5 separate regions of the Homo sapiens genome follow, and all the other regions are linked to region 1. The links are chromatin contacts, found by Hi-C or POLR2A ChIA-PET in ENCODE. All regions are on one chromosome and are shown on one strand. The core of a region is the stretch at or near the end of the contact, and the rest is flanking DNA. Distances in the headings are between cores, read along the strand shown.

What was found. Hi-C counts contacts between places; a loop is a spot of excess contacts on that map. ChIA-PET counts read pairs that join two places held with the same protein, here RNA polymerase II (POLR2A). Pooled maps may share reads with other maps.
Region 2: a loop to region 1 is called in a map of CD8-positive, alpha-beta T cell, with 9 times the contacts of the local background. The contact joins the promoter of GNL1 here to the promoter of HCG27 in region 1. A Hi-C loop is called at or near these places in 1 of 168 maps with a recorded cell type or tissue (CD8-positive, alpha-beta T cell), 1 of 37 single-sample maps with no recorded cell type and 6 of 50 pooled maps. POLR2A ChIA-PET finds 5 or more read pairs at or near these places in 1 of 52 experiments (H1).
Region 3: a pooled map shows a loop between it and region 1 (4-fold over the local background). The contact joins the promoter of HSPA1B here to the promoter of HCG27 in region 1. A Hi-C loop is called at or near these places in 1 of 37 single-sample maps with no recorded cell type and 8 of 50 pooled maps. POLR2A ChIA-PET finds 5 or more read pairs at or near these places in 2 of 52 experiments (CD4-positive, alpha-beta T cell and GM12878).
Region 4: a pooled map shows a loop between it and region 1 (2.8-fold over the local background). The contact joins the promoter of DHX16 here to the promoter of HCG27 in region 1. A Hi-C loop is called at or near these places in 1 of 168 maps with a recorded cell type or tissue (gastrocnemius medialis), 3 of 37 single-sample maps with no recorded cell type and 9 of 50 pooled maps. POLR2A ChIA-PET finds 5 or more read pairs at or near these places in 1 of 52 experiments (OCI-LY7).
Region 5: a pooled map shows a loop between it and region 1 (6-fold over the local background). The contact joins the promoter of LINC02569 here to the promoter of HCG27 in region 1. A Hi-C loop is called at or near these places in 1 of 37 single-sample maps with no recorded cell type and 6 of 50 pooled maps. POLR2A ChIA-PET finds 5 or more read pairs at or near these places in 2 of 52 experiments (OCI-LY7 and activated B cell).

The regions. Positions count from the first base shown.
Region 1 is chr6:31,196,506-31,199,205 of GRCh38, reverse strand. HCG27 (HLA complex group 27) reads right to left here and starts at 1,446. Exons shown (of 2, transcript NR_026791.1): 1 at 1,324-1,446. RefSeq lists an enhancer at 1-583.
Region 2 is chr6:30,555,211-30,557,984 of GRCh38, reverse strand. It overlaps GNL1 (G protein nucleolar 1 (putative)), which reads left to right and starts at 1,496. Exons shown (of 12, transcript NM_005275.5): 1 at 1,496-1,854; 2 at 2,265-2,430. The coding sequence starts at 1,782. It overlaps PRR3 (proline rich 3), which reads right to left and starts at 690. Exons shown (of 4, transcript NM_025263.4): 1 at 535-690. The coding sequence starts at 640. RefSeq lists enhancers at 523-1,087, 1,088-1,652, 1,653-2,218.
Region 3 is chr6:31,826,387-31,829,086 of GRCh38, reverse strand. HSPA1B (heat shock protein family A (Hsp70) member 1B) reads right to left here and starts at 1,349. Exons shown (of 1, transcript NM_005346.6): 1 at 1-1,349. The coding sequence starts at 1,136. RefSeq lists enhancers at 328-956, 957-1,586, 1,610-2,421.
Region 4 is chr6:30,671,587-30,674,286 of GRCh38, reverse strand. It overlaps DHX16 (DEAH-box helicase 16), which reads left to right and starts at 1,281. Exons shown (of 20, transcript NM_003587.5): 1 at 1,281-1,652. The coding sequence starts at 1,446. RefSeq lists an enhancer at 970-1,566.
Region 5 is chr6:30,514,824-30,517,523 of GRCh38, reverse strand. LINC02569 (long intergenic non-protein coding RNA 2569) reads right to left here and starts at 1,258. Exons shown (of 2, transcript NR_149088.1): 1 at 913-1,258. RefSeq lists an enhancer at 2,677-2,700.

The DNA.
Region 1 (2,700 bases), core at 197-2,696:
AGGTGTGAGCCCAAACTCCTACTTTTAAATCACTGCATAATAGTCCATAGTCCATTGAATGGAGTATAGCAATAAACACTGTTACATATTCTGAACCTCAACTCCCTCCCTCCCTCCCTTCCTCTCTCTCTCTCTTCTTTCTTTCTTATTTTTTGACACAGGGCCTCACTCTGTCACCCAGGCGGAGTGCAGTTGTGGGTTAATCATGGCTCACTGCAGCCGCGACCTCCCCAGGCTCAGGTGATCCTCCCACCTCAGCTTCCGGAGTAGCTGGGACTACAGGCATGAGCCACCTCACCCGGCTAATTTTTTGTATTTCTGGTGGAGAAGGGGTTTCACCATTTTGCCCAGGCTGGTCTTAAACTCCTAGGCTCAAACCATCTGCCTGCCTCACCCTCCCAAAGTGCTAGGATTACAGGTGAGCCACCACACCCAGCCAACTGCCTTTATTTCTGTAAGAGATATTTCCCGGCCAGGCGCGGTGGCTTACACCTGTAATCCCAGCACTTTGGGAGGCCGAGGCGGGTGGATCACCTAAGGTCAGGAGTTCGAGACTAGCCTGGACAACATGGCAAAACCCCGTCTCTACTAAAAATATAAAAATCAGCCGGGCGTGGTGGGGGGTGCCTGTAATCGCAGCTACTTGGGAGGCTGAGGCAGGAAGAATTGCTTGAACCCGGGGGGGTGGGGGTTGCAGTGAGCCCAGATGGCGCCACTGCACTCCAGTCTGGGTGACAGACCAAGACTGTCTCAAAAAAAATAAAATACATAAATAAATAACAATAATAATATGTAAGATTTGTCCCACGGCATTTTGAGGTGATGGCAGGCAGAAATAAAGCCAGTCCCACCCTTTCTGGGCTAGGGAAAGCTGAGATGGTCTTCGGCTCCGGGTGAGTCACTCCCCAGGGTCCAGGCCTGGCTGCCCGTTCCCCTCCCCCTCCAACCCACCTACAGCCCCTTCTGCTCTGCCCCATCAACTACATTTTCTCCCTCAGCACTCGCCTTAGATTCCTGGACCCACAGCACAGAGGCGACCTCCTCCTTGCAGACTTTAGGCGCCACTGCGGGGTCCGGAAAAAAAAGAGAAACGGCCCAGCGCTGTCACTTACATAACCCAGGGCGGGGCTGCGCTCGGCGACCGCAAGCGTTTTGAATTCTGCGCCCCAGAGTTCACTGCGAGGACTGGGATCACCCGTCACCCCGCCCTGGTCTACGGAAAATGACAAGTGTTTACTGATATAGAAACGGAATAACGGCGCTGTGGGCTGGGGTGGGCGGAGCTGCCTTCAGGCTTCTGGTCTCCAGCGGCGGGGAACTCACACCTGCCGCTGTGAAAATGCAGACCCGCGGGGCAGTAATTCCGAGTCCAGCCTGGGGCGCGATCTGGAATCTTGACTCGCTTGAAACACCACGACGGATTCGGAGACAGGTGAGTAGAGAAATGAGCCTCAGCCCCTCCCACGGGCCGCCCACGGATTCCAGGATCCGGAAACTCTTCCTGCTGCTGCGTCACCCCAGGAAGGCAGCGCCCGCCTCTGGGCAGTTCTGATGGAAACTGGCTTCGCCGCCCAGAGGAAAACCCACAACTAAGGGGCCAAGAAAAAGCCTCCATGGTCCCGCCCTTTCAGTGAGGATCCTAATTTATACCCCGAGTGTGGCCCCCATCAAAGTCTGCAGTGACAGCCGAGCGCGGTGGCTCACGTCTGTAATCCCGGCACTTTGGGAGACCATGGCGGGCGGATCACTTGAGGTCAGGAGTTCGAGACCAGCTTGGCCAACATGGTGAAGCCCCTTCTCTACTAGAAATACAAAAATTAGCCGGGTGTGGTCGTAGGCGCCTGTAGTCCCAGCTACTCGGAGGCTGAGGCAGAAAAATGGCTTGAACGCGGGAGGCGGAGCTTGCAGGGAGCCGAGATCGCGCCACTGCACTCCAGCCTGGGCGACAGAGACTCCATCTCACACACACACAAAAAATGTAGAGTGACGTTCACTGAAATGATACTAGACCAGCGGGAGGGACCCAGAGCGCTGCGGTTCACAGAATGCGGTGACAGCGCCGCCTCGCGTCCTTTACTTCAACTGCCCCAGGCAGACGTGGTCACGTGTGTTGGCCTGGAGGCTGGAATACACCGGGGTCAAATGCAGAGTGGAGAAAGGAGGGAAGGATGGGAGGACGTGTTGAAGAAAGACAGTAAGAGCTAGCGCTATGGTTCATATCTGTAAAACTAGAGTTTTCGGAGGCGAGGCAGGAGGATCGTGTGAGACCAGGAGTTTGAGGTCGCAGTGAGCCGTGATCACACCACTGCACTCCAGCCTGGACGACAGAGTGAGACCCTGCTTTTATATACTTTTCATATTTTCTGTAATTAAGCAAGTTTTGTGTCCGGAATTGGTGGGTTCTTGATCTCACTGACTTCAAGAATGAAACTGTGGACCCTCGCGGTGAGTGTTACAGCTCTTAAGGTGGCGCGTCTGGAGTTTGTTCCTTCTGATGTTCGGACGTGTCCGGAGTTTTTTCCTTCTGGTGGGTTCGTGGTCTCGCTGGCTCAGGAGTGAAGCTACAGAGCTTTGCGGTCAGTGTTATAGCTCTTAAGGCGGCACGTCTGGAGTTGTTTGTTTCTCCCGGTGGGCTTTTGGTCTTGCTGGCTTCAGGAGTGAAGCTGTAGACCTTCACAGTGAGTGTTACAGCTCATAAAA
Region 2 (2,774 bases), core at 247-2,746, 640 kb after region 1:
GCAAAGCTGTTTCAGGGTTTGCAAAAAGTAGATATTCAATCAAAGGGGATAATGCAGGAAAAGATACTGACAACTTTTTTTCTTCACCGTACCGTCGCTATCCAAAACAACCTAAGTGTCTCCAGACATGAACCAATCCCTCACCTTAACTGCTGGCCAGAGGACTAGTTTAGAGAAAGCTGCACCTGTACCTTTTCAGTCAAAGTCTGGATACAAACTGTCATCCCAGTCATCGCAATCTGCAACATCTCTACTACCCCTTTCCCCTACTGTTCTGCGGCTGCGCAAAAGAGCTCTTTATTCTCTCCACCCCCGCCTTCTCCAGAAAGGTCTGGGGCCGTATTGAGGTTGATGGTTCCAGTAAGAGAACTCCTGGTTCAAGGCTCCATTTGGGAGAGCCCCACTTCCATCCCTCCCCAGCGCGTGCGCCCTTCCTCCTTCCGTTACAGCCCCCTCCTTCGCACCTTATTAGCCCCTAGCCCCTTGCCCGGACGGGCTTGACAGGCATGTGCACATCCCTCCCAGACCCCTCACCGATGGGACTCCCATCCTCCTCATCTCCAGTCTCTTCCCGCTCGGGCAGCGGGGGCTGCTGCTGTGTCGGTGGCTGGTGATGATTCTGCTTCTTTCGTTTCGGCATCGTGTCTGCGGCAATGGCTGCAGCGGGATTTGGAGGGTAGTGAGGAAGGGGCACGCGGGGATTCTGTTTCCGCTTCCGGGGGGTCGGTGGGCAGCAATGCTGAGGCTCCCGCCATTCCACTTCCGGAAGGTTGCGGAGAACATCTGCGGCGGCCGCATTCCGGAGCCAACTGCCTCCCTCCGTCTCTGCCAGGCATGGCGGCAACCTCACACCTTCCCTTTGCTGCGTTTCTATAAATGCTTTGAAAAAATTACTCTTTTCTTCCCTCGCTGGAAAACACCACAACCAGCTCCTCAGAGTGTGTCACAGAGTCAACAGGCTCTCGGGCCAGAGGGCCTGAGAAGAGGACTGTCGCACCGTAAGATCGCCACATCCGGTCCTCGGTTACTATGGTAACAGCTGCAGGCACAACTTCGTGCCCTTTGACCTCCCCCCAAAAGTCCTTGTCCCGCTTGGGTTTCCCTTCTCGCCCGCTTTTGCACTTATGATCTGTAAACCTGCTCCTTATCATCGTTCCCACAAGGAATTTGGGTCCCAACAGGTCGGCACCCAGGACTCTCAGACCGCCGCCCTCCCCTAAAGACCTCTGACCGTGCCCCCGGTGTAGTCCAGCAACCTGGACGCAGTCTCGGCTTTCCACTAAGGTCAAGCCCGGGGCTTTGTAGTATAGCCTCAGCGTGTCCACGCCCCCTCTCCCCTAGGTAGTAGGCCCCGCCCTCCGCTCCGCCGCCCCCTCCAGGTGAGTGGTAGGTTCTCCCGGGAGCGCAAGGTAGTGATGACACGCGCCCCCCCTCCTCCGAACGCGAGTTGGTAGCGTCCGTGACGGAGTTAGCCTGGTCCTCCCACGCGCGCCTCCTTCCTCGCCGCCGGGGCGCCCTCTCGGTGCCACTGGCTCTCACGTGCCAGTAGCCCACCCCGCATCATCCTCTCGCCTCGCTCCTGGAGGGAAGTGACTATATCTCCCCCGTCCGCCTTCCATCGCCGCCGCGGCGGTAATTCTGTCGGGCCCGCCCGCTGACGTCACCTGCTAGCCCCGCCTCCTCTAGGGTCCCGGGCCCCTGCGGCGGGGGCTGCCCCGGGGGGCAGTCAGTTGAGGCGGCGGGAGCTCGGCGGAGGGCGGGCCAGGTGACTGGTCCGGGCCATGCCGAGGAAGAAGCCATTCAGCGTGAAGCAGAAGAAGAAGCAGTTGCAGGACAAACGGGAGCGGAAGAGAGGTCAGTGCGGGAGCGGGAGGAGGGGGCGGGGCTCGGGCTTCCGCACATCTGGAAGGAGGGGTGTGCCCGCTGCACCTCTGGGGATCGTGGGAGGGGGTCGTGGGACCGCGTCAACCCTCGCGGCCTATCGCGGAGGGGATCCCCCACCCCCCCTACATCTGGAAGGGGTGGGGAAGGATGGAGAGTTGGGGGAGGGGAATCCCTCCAGCTAGCACGGGGCGCCGTCCCCACTGCTCCCTGAAGGAGTGACTCCCCCCACGCACATCCGGGAGGGTCCCAAATAGGGTGTCTGGGAGGACTGAACATCGGAAGAAGTTGAGTGGGATGAAAGGGAGTCAGGCCGATGGGGGAGAGGGTCTTATGGCCCCTGAGAGCTGGCCAGCACTGGCGTCACCGGCCCCTCCCCGCAGGGCTTCAAGATGGGCTGCGCTCCAGTTCCAACAGCCGCAGCGGGAGCCGGGAGCGGCGAGAGGAACAGACCGACACCTCGGACGGGGAGTCTGTGACCCATCATATCCGCAGGCTTAACCAGCAGCCTTCTCAGGGGCTGGGTCCACGAGGCTACGACCCAAATCGGTGAGGGTGGGAGGGGGCGCTGGTCCCGGCTTTCCCGCCTACCCGGAAGTCAGAGCTTTGGGGGAAAGCGGGCTGCTACTGGTGAAGACGGTGGGCCTGGGATGCCACAGTTCTCCGCTAGCCACTCGGCTCCCCACAGCGGGCCACAGTCTTCCTTTCCAGAGGGGCTGGAGAGAGTTGGGCTTTTAGAAGGAGAAGGCTGAGTATTGCCTGAAAGAAGGACTTGGGGGAAGTCTGACTTGAGAGAGGAGACTTGAACGACTCTGGAGAGAATGGTTTGCGAAGTTGATTGTACAAGAGGGGAGAAAATAGGAGTTTGTGGCCACAGGATTGCTCTGGATGTC
Region 3 (2,700 bases), core at 100-2,599, 630 kb before region 1:
ATGGCCGCCTGCACCGCCGCCCCGTAGGCCACAGCCTCGTCGGGGTTGATGCTCTTGTTCAGGTCGCGCCCGTTGAAGAAGTCCTGCAGCAGCTTCTGCACCTTGGGGATGCGGGTGGAGCCCCCGACCAGGACCAGGTCGTGAATCTGGGCCTTGTCCAGCTTGGCGTCGCGCAGAGCCTTCTCCACGGGCTCCAGGGTGCTTCGGAACAGGTCGGAGCACAGCTCCTCGAACCTCGCCCTGGTGATGGACGTGTAGAAGTCGATGCCCTCAAACAGGGAGTCGATCTCCAGGCTGGCCTGGGTGCTGGACGACAGGGTCCTCTTGGCCCTCTCGCAGGCGGTGCGCAGCCGCCTCACGGCTCGCTTGTTCTGGCTGATGTCCTTCTTGTGTTTTCTCTTGAACTCCTCCACGAAGTGGTTCACCAGCCTGTTGTCAAAGTCCTCCCCACCCAGGTGGGTGTCCCCGGCCGTGGCCTTCACCTCGAAGATGCCGTCGTCGATCGTCAGGATGGACACGTCGAAGGTGCCCCCGCCCAGGTCAAAGATGAGCACGTTGCGCTCCCCCTTGCCCGTTCTGTCCAGGCCGTAGGCGATGGCGGCGGCCGTGGGCTCGTTGATGATCCGCAGCACGTTGAGCCCCGCGATCACACCCGCATCCTTGGTGGCCTGGCGCTGCGAGTCGTTGAAGTAGGCCGGCACGGTGATCACCGCGTTGGTCACCGGGTAGCCCAGGTACGCCTCGGCGATCTCCTTCATCTTGGTCAGCACCATGGACGAGATCTCCTCGGGGTAGAATGCCTTGGTCTCCCCCTTGTAGCTCACCTGCACCTTGGGCTTGTCTCCGTCGTTGATCACCTGGAAAGGCCAGTGCTTCATGTCCGACTGCACCACCGGGTCGCCGAACTTGCGGCCAATCAGCCGCTTCGCGTCAAACACGGTGTTCTGCGGGTTCAGCGCCACCTGGTTCTTGGCCGCATCCCCGATGAGCCGCTCGGTGTCCGTGAAGGCCACGTAGCTGGGGGTGGTGCGGTTGCCCTGGTCGTTGGCGATGATCTCCACCTTGCCGTGTTGGAACACCCCCACGCAGGAGTAGGTGGTGCCCAGGTCGATGCCGATCGCCGCGGCTTTGGCCATGCCGGTGCCCTGCTCTGTGGGCTCCGCTCTGAGACTGGGGGCTGGAAACGGCGGACGGGATCCGCGACAAGAGCTCAGTCCTTCGGAACGCCGGAAACTCAACACGCCGGTGCCTGCAGCCGCACAGGTTCGCTCTGGAAAGCCTTGGGACCGCGGGAGTCACTCTCGAAAGACGAAGCGGACCCTCGCAGCAGCTCCTCAGGCTGGCCGTTTTCCGGACCGCGCGCCCCTCGGCTTTTATAAGTCGTCGTGGAGACCCGCCTTTCCCCTTCTGAGCCAATCACCAAGCTCGATGAGGCTGCCAGGTCGGGAATATTCCAGGGGTTTCGCCTCCCGTCCTGCCCCCCAGCCTTCCTTGGACCAATCAGAGGGCAGGGTGCCGCCCTCTGCTCAGAACTCTCCAGAGTCTTCTGGGATTCACTGGAGGGGACAGGGGCCCTGAGAGAAAGGGGGAGTGGTGGTGGGAAGGGTGTTGGTCTCCATGGCGATGCTGGCCGCCTGCCCTTCAGTAGGTAATTGACAGGAAGGGCCCGCTCTGGGCGGTGCGAGATTGGTCGGATGACTTTGGAGACAACCAGAACCCGAAAGTTACCTTGTTTCTCGAAGGAGGCGGTGCATCGATGTGCCTGGGAAACTCTGATTGGACTGTGTCTGTGAAGGACGGAGCAGCCTTGGGTCCTTTCTCCGAGGCACCTAATGGCCTAGTCTGCCTGAGAAACGGACCGGCTCTCCCGGATGTTTTTTCCGTCTTAATGGGAAGGAGAAGGAAAGAGATAATGCAATATAGTTTTTGACATAATCTTTAACCTACAAGGATAGAACAACTGGGAATAGGAGCCTTTAAATTTTCACAAGGAAAGCAGTTGTGTAAACAGGCAGTTCTTAGCAAGACAGGGGCACCCATCCAAGGAGGAAGGGAGGCGCTGGTCGGGTAATGGGAGCAGTGGGTCCGCCGCACCCCTGTCCCCGCCCTCAGCCGCTCCCCTCAGCTGCAACCAGGAGTTAGAAAAAAATTTTCCTTAGTATGTAGGCCGTCCTTAAGGCATTTGGGATTCCTCCATTTCCCTCCCCATTCCTAGCTTGGGGTCTGGGACACCTCCTTCCTACTTTCTCAATTCCTGGTTCACTCCTGGACGGTGTGTAGAAGTAGGACCTCACAGTCCCGAGTAAGATTTTCTGTCTGTCCCTGAAACCCCTAGGCTGTTACCGTTTTTAGGTCAAATTTAACAAGATGGTGACCCTGGGAGGGAGGTGCGGGGGGTGTTTAGCTCTCTTTAACATCACATACTACAGCTGTTTGGCAGGTGGCCCTCTTTAAGCAAACTGTGTGGAGTGATGCTGGAAAGCAGGAGGGGTTGGGACCCAGGTTCTAGTTACTAGCTCCTCTTAACACCTCAGGTTATGTGTCTTAAGTTTGTTGTTTTCGTTTTGAGACAGTCTCGCTCTGTCGCCCAAGCTGGAGTGCAGTGGCGTGATCTCGGCTCACTGCAACCTCCGCCTCCCGGGTTTAAGCAATTCTCCTACCTCAGCCTCCTGAGTAGCTAGGATTACAGGCGTGCGCCAC
Region 4 (2,700 bases), core at 32-2,531, 520 kb after region 1:
CATGTGCTTGTCACACTTGTAATTCCAGCTACTCAGGAGGCTGAGGCAGGAGAATCACTTGAACCTGGGAGGCGGAAGTTGCAGTGAGCCGAGATCGTGCCATTGCACTCCAGTCTGGGCAACAGAGCGAGACTCTGTCTCCAAAAAAAAAAAAAAAAATTCTCCTGTCTCAGTCTCCAGAGTAGCTGGGACTACAGGTGCACACCTCCACACCTGGCTAATTTTTTGTAGAGATGGTGGGGTCTCACCCTGTTGCCCAGGCTGGTCTCAAACCCCTGGTCTCAAGATATCCTCCTGCCTCAGCCTCCCAAAGTGCTGGGATTACAGCAAGAGCCACTGCACCTGGCCTTGCTTACTTTTAAATAAGCAGCCACCAGTGATTTTCTCAAGCTGTTAAGCAAAAATGCAGAACACAGTTTGCCTGTTCCTTAGTTTGGAGATTTTGTCTTTAACAACTTTCCCCAGTTCCCCAGTTTCTTCCTGCCTAGAGGTCTTCCCTTATACCTGACCTGTCTTCACTCCTGCTGCAGGCAAACCAGTCCTAGCAACGGTCACTTTTTTGTTTGTTTGAGACAGAGACTTCCTCTGTTGCTCAGGCTGGAGTGCCGTGGTGGGATCTCGGCTCACTGCAAACTCTGCTTCCCATGTTCAAATGATTCTCCTGCCTCAGCCTCCCGAGTGGCTGGGACTACAGGCGCACACCACCACGCCAGGCTAATTTTTATATTTTTAGTAGAGACAGGGTTTCGCCATCTTGGCCAGGCTGGTCTCGAACTCCTGACCTCAGATAATCCGCCCGCCTTGGCCTCCCAAAGTGCTGGGATTACAGGCATGAGCCACCGCGCCCGGCCAACAATGCTAATATGTTTTATGAGCATGGACCCGATCTTCCAATCTGAAATAGAATTTCATTCCTCCCTTACTTTGTATAGTTTTTGGCTCTATAAAATTTCCATACTTTCTTTATTATGTATCCTGTCCCTCCCCCACCGCAAAATGTAAATTTGGTAAGGAACTTTTGATTTGTCCTCTGCTATATCCCAGGGACGGAAAGCAATGAGCACACATTAGGCATCCATTAAATTAATTTCACTTGTTGAATGAATGCGTGAGCGAAGCACTCACAGACTGACCATCAGGGGGCGTCAGAGAAACTGGACAGAGGCGAAATGAAGAAAAAAGAATTACCCCGAGTTTTCAGGTATGGTTCCGCGAGGTTTGAACTCGCTCGGCCACCGTAGTGCTTAGAGGCCGAAAAAGTACAGCCCCTTCCGGGCTCCGCGGTACGGGAAGACAGCTTTGGGATGTCGGAAGATCCTAGAGGTCCCAAGGTAGCTGACTTGCGAAGCTGAGGCTCCAGCCGAGGGCTCCAGGCCTCTGACCGGCCCAGCAGTGAGCGCGGCTGCCCGACGCTTCAGGGCCGGGAGCAGGGAGCGTGAGTCGCCATGGCGACGCCGGCGGGTCTGGAGCGCTGGGTTCAGGACGAGCTGCACTCGGTGTTGGGGCTGAGCGAGCGGCACGTCGCCCAGTTTCTGATCGGTACCGCACAGCGCTGCACCTCTGCCGAGGAGTTCGTGCAGCGCCTACGAGACACTGATACCTTGGATCTCAGTGGGCCGGCCCGGGACTTCGCCCTGAGACTCTGGAACAAGGTGTCGGCAGGGGTGGGGAGGGGCCCTGTGATTTGTCCCGGTGAGGCTGGCCTAACGGTCCATCGAGAAGTTAAGAAAGCTCAGTTCACAAGCACTTATTCTTTGTCCGTTGTCGCGTAGGTACTGTGCTAGCTGCTGGACGCCCAGCTCAGTGGAGAAGATTGAGGAGGGCTTAGGTGTGTCGGGTTAAGCGCAATAGAACGGTGTTTCTCGAACTCTTAACATGCATCCAAGGTTCTTGTTAAAATGCAGATTGCGATTCAGTAGGGATCTTAGTTTCTGCATTTCTTTCTTTCTTTTTTTTTTTTTTGAGAGACACAGTCTCGCTCGCCCCGTCGCCCAGGCTGGAGTGCGGTCGTAAGATCACGGCTCACTACAGCGTCGACCTCCCTGGTTGAAGCGACCCTCCCACCTCATCTTCCCCGGTAGCTGGGACTACGGGCGCGCGCCACCACCCCCGGCTAATATCTTTTATTTTTATTTTTATTTTTAGAGATGAGGCCTTGGTGTGTTGCGCAGGCTGGTCTCTAACTCCTCAGCTCAAGCAATCCTCTCTCAGCCCCCTCAGAGTGCTGAGATTACAGGCGTGAGCCACCATGCCCGGCCCCCCTCATCTTCTGAACTTCCTTTCAGTCGTTTAATTAACAGAGGGGGCCGGGTGCAGTGGCTCACACCTGTAATCCCAGCACCCCGGGAGGCTGAGGCAGGAGGATTACTTGAGCCCAGGAGTTCGAGACCAGCCTGGGCAACATGGCGAAACCTTCGTCCTACAAAAAAATTAAAAATTAGTTGAGCGTGGTAGTGTGCACCTGTGTTTCTAGCTACTTAGGAGCCTGAGGTGGGAGGATCCCTTGAGCCCAAGAGGGACAGAGTGAAACCCTGTCTGTAAAAAAAAATAAAAAACCCCATTCAGGATGATGAAGATGGGGTGAAGCCATGAGGAAGAAAGAGAATGAATGCTGGTTAGCTGGTTTAAAACTAAGTAATTGTGCCCGGGTGTGGTGGCTCATGCCTGTAATCCCAGCACTTTGGGAGGCTGAGGTGAGTG
Region 5 (2,700 bases), core at 9-2,508, 680 kb after region 1:
GCATCTGGGAGGCAGAGGTTGCAGTGAACCCAGATCGCGCCACTGCACTCTAGCCTGGGCAACAAGAGTGCAACTTCGTCTCAAAAAAATAAATAAAGAAAAATAAAATGAAACCTCCAATTAAAAGGAGAAATTCAACCAGGTGCAGTGGCTCACGCCTGTATCCCAACACTTTGGGAGGCCAAGGTGGGTGGATCGCTTGAGGTCAGGAGTTCGAGACCAGCCTGACCAACATGGTGAAACCCCATCTCTACTAAAAATACAAAAAATTAGCTGGATGTGGTGGTGCACACCTGTAGTCCCAGCTACTCGGGAGGCTGAGGCAGGAGAATTGTTTAAACTTGGGGCGTGGAGGTAGCAGTGAGCCGAGATCACGCCATTGCATTCCAGCTTGGGTGACAGAGCGAGACTCAGTCACAAATAAATAAATAAATAAATAGGCCAGGTGCGGTGGCTCACGCCTGTAATTCCAGCACTTTGGGAGGCCGAGGTGGGCGGATCACCTGAGGTCAGGAGTTCGAGACCAGCCTGCCCAACATGGTGAAACCCCATGTCTACTAAAAATACACACACAGACACAAAATAGCCAAAATTAGCCAAAAAATTATAAATAAATAAAATAAAAAGATAAGTTGCACACTCAGGAGGCTGAGGCAGGAGACTCGCTTGAACCCAGGAGGTGGAGGCTGCAGTGAGCCGAGACCACGCCATTTCACTCCAGTCTGGGCGACAAAGCAAGACTCTGTCTCAAAAAAAAAAAAAAGACAAATTCAGCAGAAGCATTGCTTGAGTAACACGGAAACTCAGAACCAGGAAACTGAAGGCGGTTACTCCACATACATCTGGGGCAATAAGTGAGCTGTTCCAGCGCGGCTTACGCTGTGGGCGGAGGCGGGCAGGAAATTCACTTACAAGTCTGTGCCAGGAAACAGGAAGAAGGTGCCTCCTGTGATACAAGATACAGACGTAGTCTCCTATCCAGGAAACAGGGACAGAGCCGCAGACCAGATAAAGATACGACCAACATTTTTCATTAAATATTCTCAACGGATTATTTACATTTTTTCTAGAAAAGTAAAATTTAAACCTGAATACATTTGATAACTATGGAATGTGAGCATTCACGTATGCTTGTGACCTGGTTCCTCTACGCTTCAGGGGTCGCCCTGGTCCCAAAGCGCTTCCTGCCGCTCCCACTTCCTCTGTTTTCACCGGAGGGGCAGCCACAGTTCTCGGCTGAGAGAAACTCGGTCGTTCTGTTTACCTCGTGAATGATTGGCTACAGATCCCAGAGAGGAAATAGGGACCCACCCCTCAGTTGTTATGCAATCTGGGGCGGAGTCCGGGGTCCATAGCCTTTCTGAGGGTAACCTGAGCGGGAGAAGTTGTTGCGCCTGATCTCAAACAGCCTTTCGCACGGAAAAGGATTCCTAAAAGTGGGGTTACTCCTCCACAGCAATAGCGTCCTTAAAATAGGGGCTCCCGGCTGGGCGCGGTGGCTCACCCCTGTAATCCCAGCACTTGAGAGGCCAAGACAGGCGGATCACCTGAGGTTGGGAGTTCGAGACCAGCCTGAACAACATGGAGAAACCCCCTCTCTACTAAAAATACAAAATTAGCCGGGTGTGGTGGCGCATGCCTGTAATACAAGCTACTCGGGAGGCTGAGGCAGGAGAATCGCTTGAACCTGGGAGGCGGAAGTTGCGGTGAGCCGAGATGGCGCCATTGCACTATAGCCTGGGCAGCGGCAAGAGCGAAACTCCGTCTCAAAAAAAAAAAAAAAAAAAAAACTATATATCTATCTATCATCTATCTATCTATCTATCTATCTATCTATCTATCTATCTATCTAGGCTGCCGGTGAGGACGTGAGGCACGTGCCACTGAGCCACTGAGAATTTACCCCCCTGGGCAAGTCTGTGAGGCCAGGGCCCCTAGGGAAAAAAGCCTTTCCCAGATTTTAGGGCTCATATGCCTGCAGTGGGTTGGTAGGGATCGGGGAAGATGATGAGGTTGGGATAAGGAAGTGGTACCAATAGAAAGACTAAGCAAACCAAACCAAATCAAACTTTCCCCTTTCCATCCCTGTCCTCCTCTTTGCAATCCCATTTGGGTGGCTGAAGGCAGACCCTGACCAGAGCCATCCTTGCCGGCTTCTTTTGTCTTGCTCTGTGGGGAAACGAGTGAAGAAAAAAGCAGAAGGAAAGGCAAGTGAAATGGAGCCCTCTGTGAAGAACTACGACTAGGGTCACACAGAGCAAAATTCCTAGCCTTCCTTTGAGGAGTAGCCGTATTTCCATTTAAAAAGGACCCACTTTATGCAAGATTCAGGGCTGGGAATTGGTCCTTCCTGCCTCAAGAATTTCAAAGACTTCTAGAGGAGAGTGTCCAAAGACAGACAAGAAAGTGGCCAGTGCCCTGAAGAAAGTCAGGGGGTCCAGGGGAGTGTGAACCCTGAATATCTGAGACAGGTCTCAGTTAATTTAGAAAGTTTATGTTGTCAGGGTTGAGGATGTGTGTCGGTGACACAGCCTTAGGAAGTCCTGATGACATGTGCCCAAGTTGGTCAGGGCACAGCTTGGTTTTATACATTTTAGGGAGACATGAGACATCAATCAACATATGTAAGATTAACATTGGTTCGGTCTGGAAAGGCGGGACAACTTGAAGCAATGGTGGGACAACTCCAAGTGGCGAGGG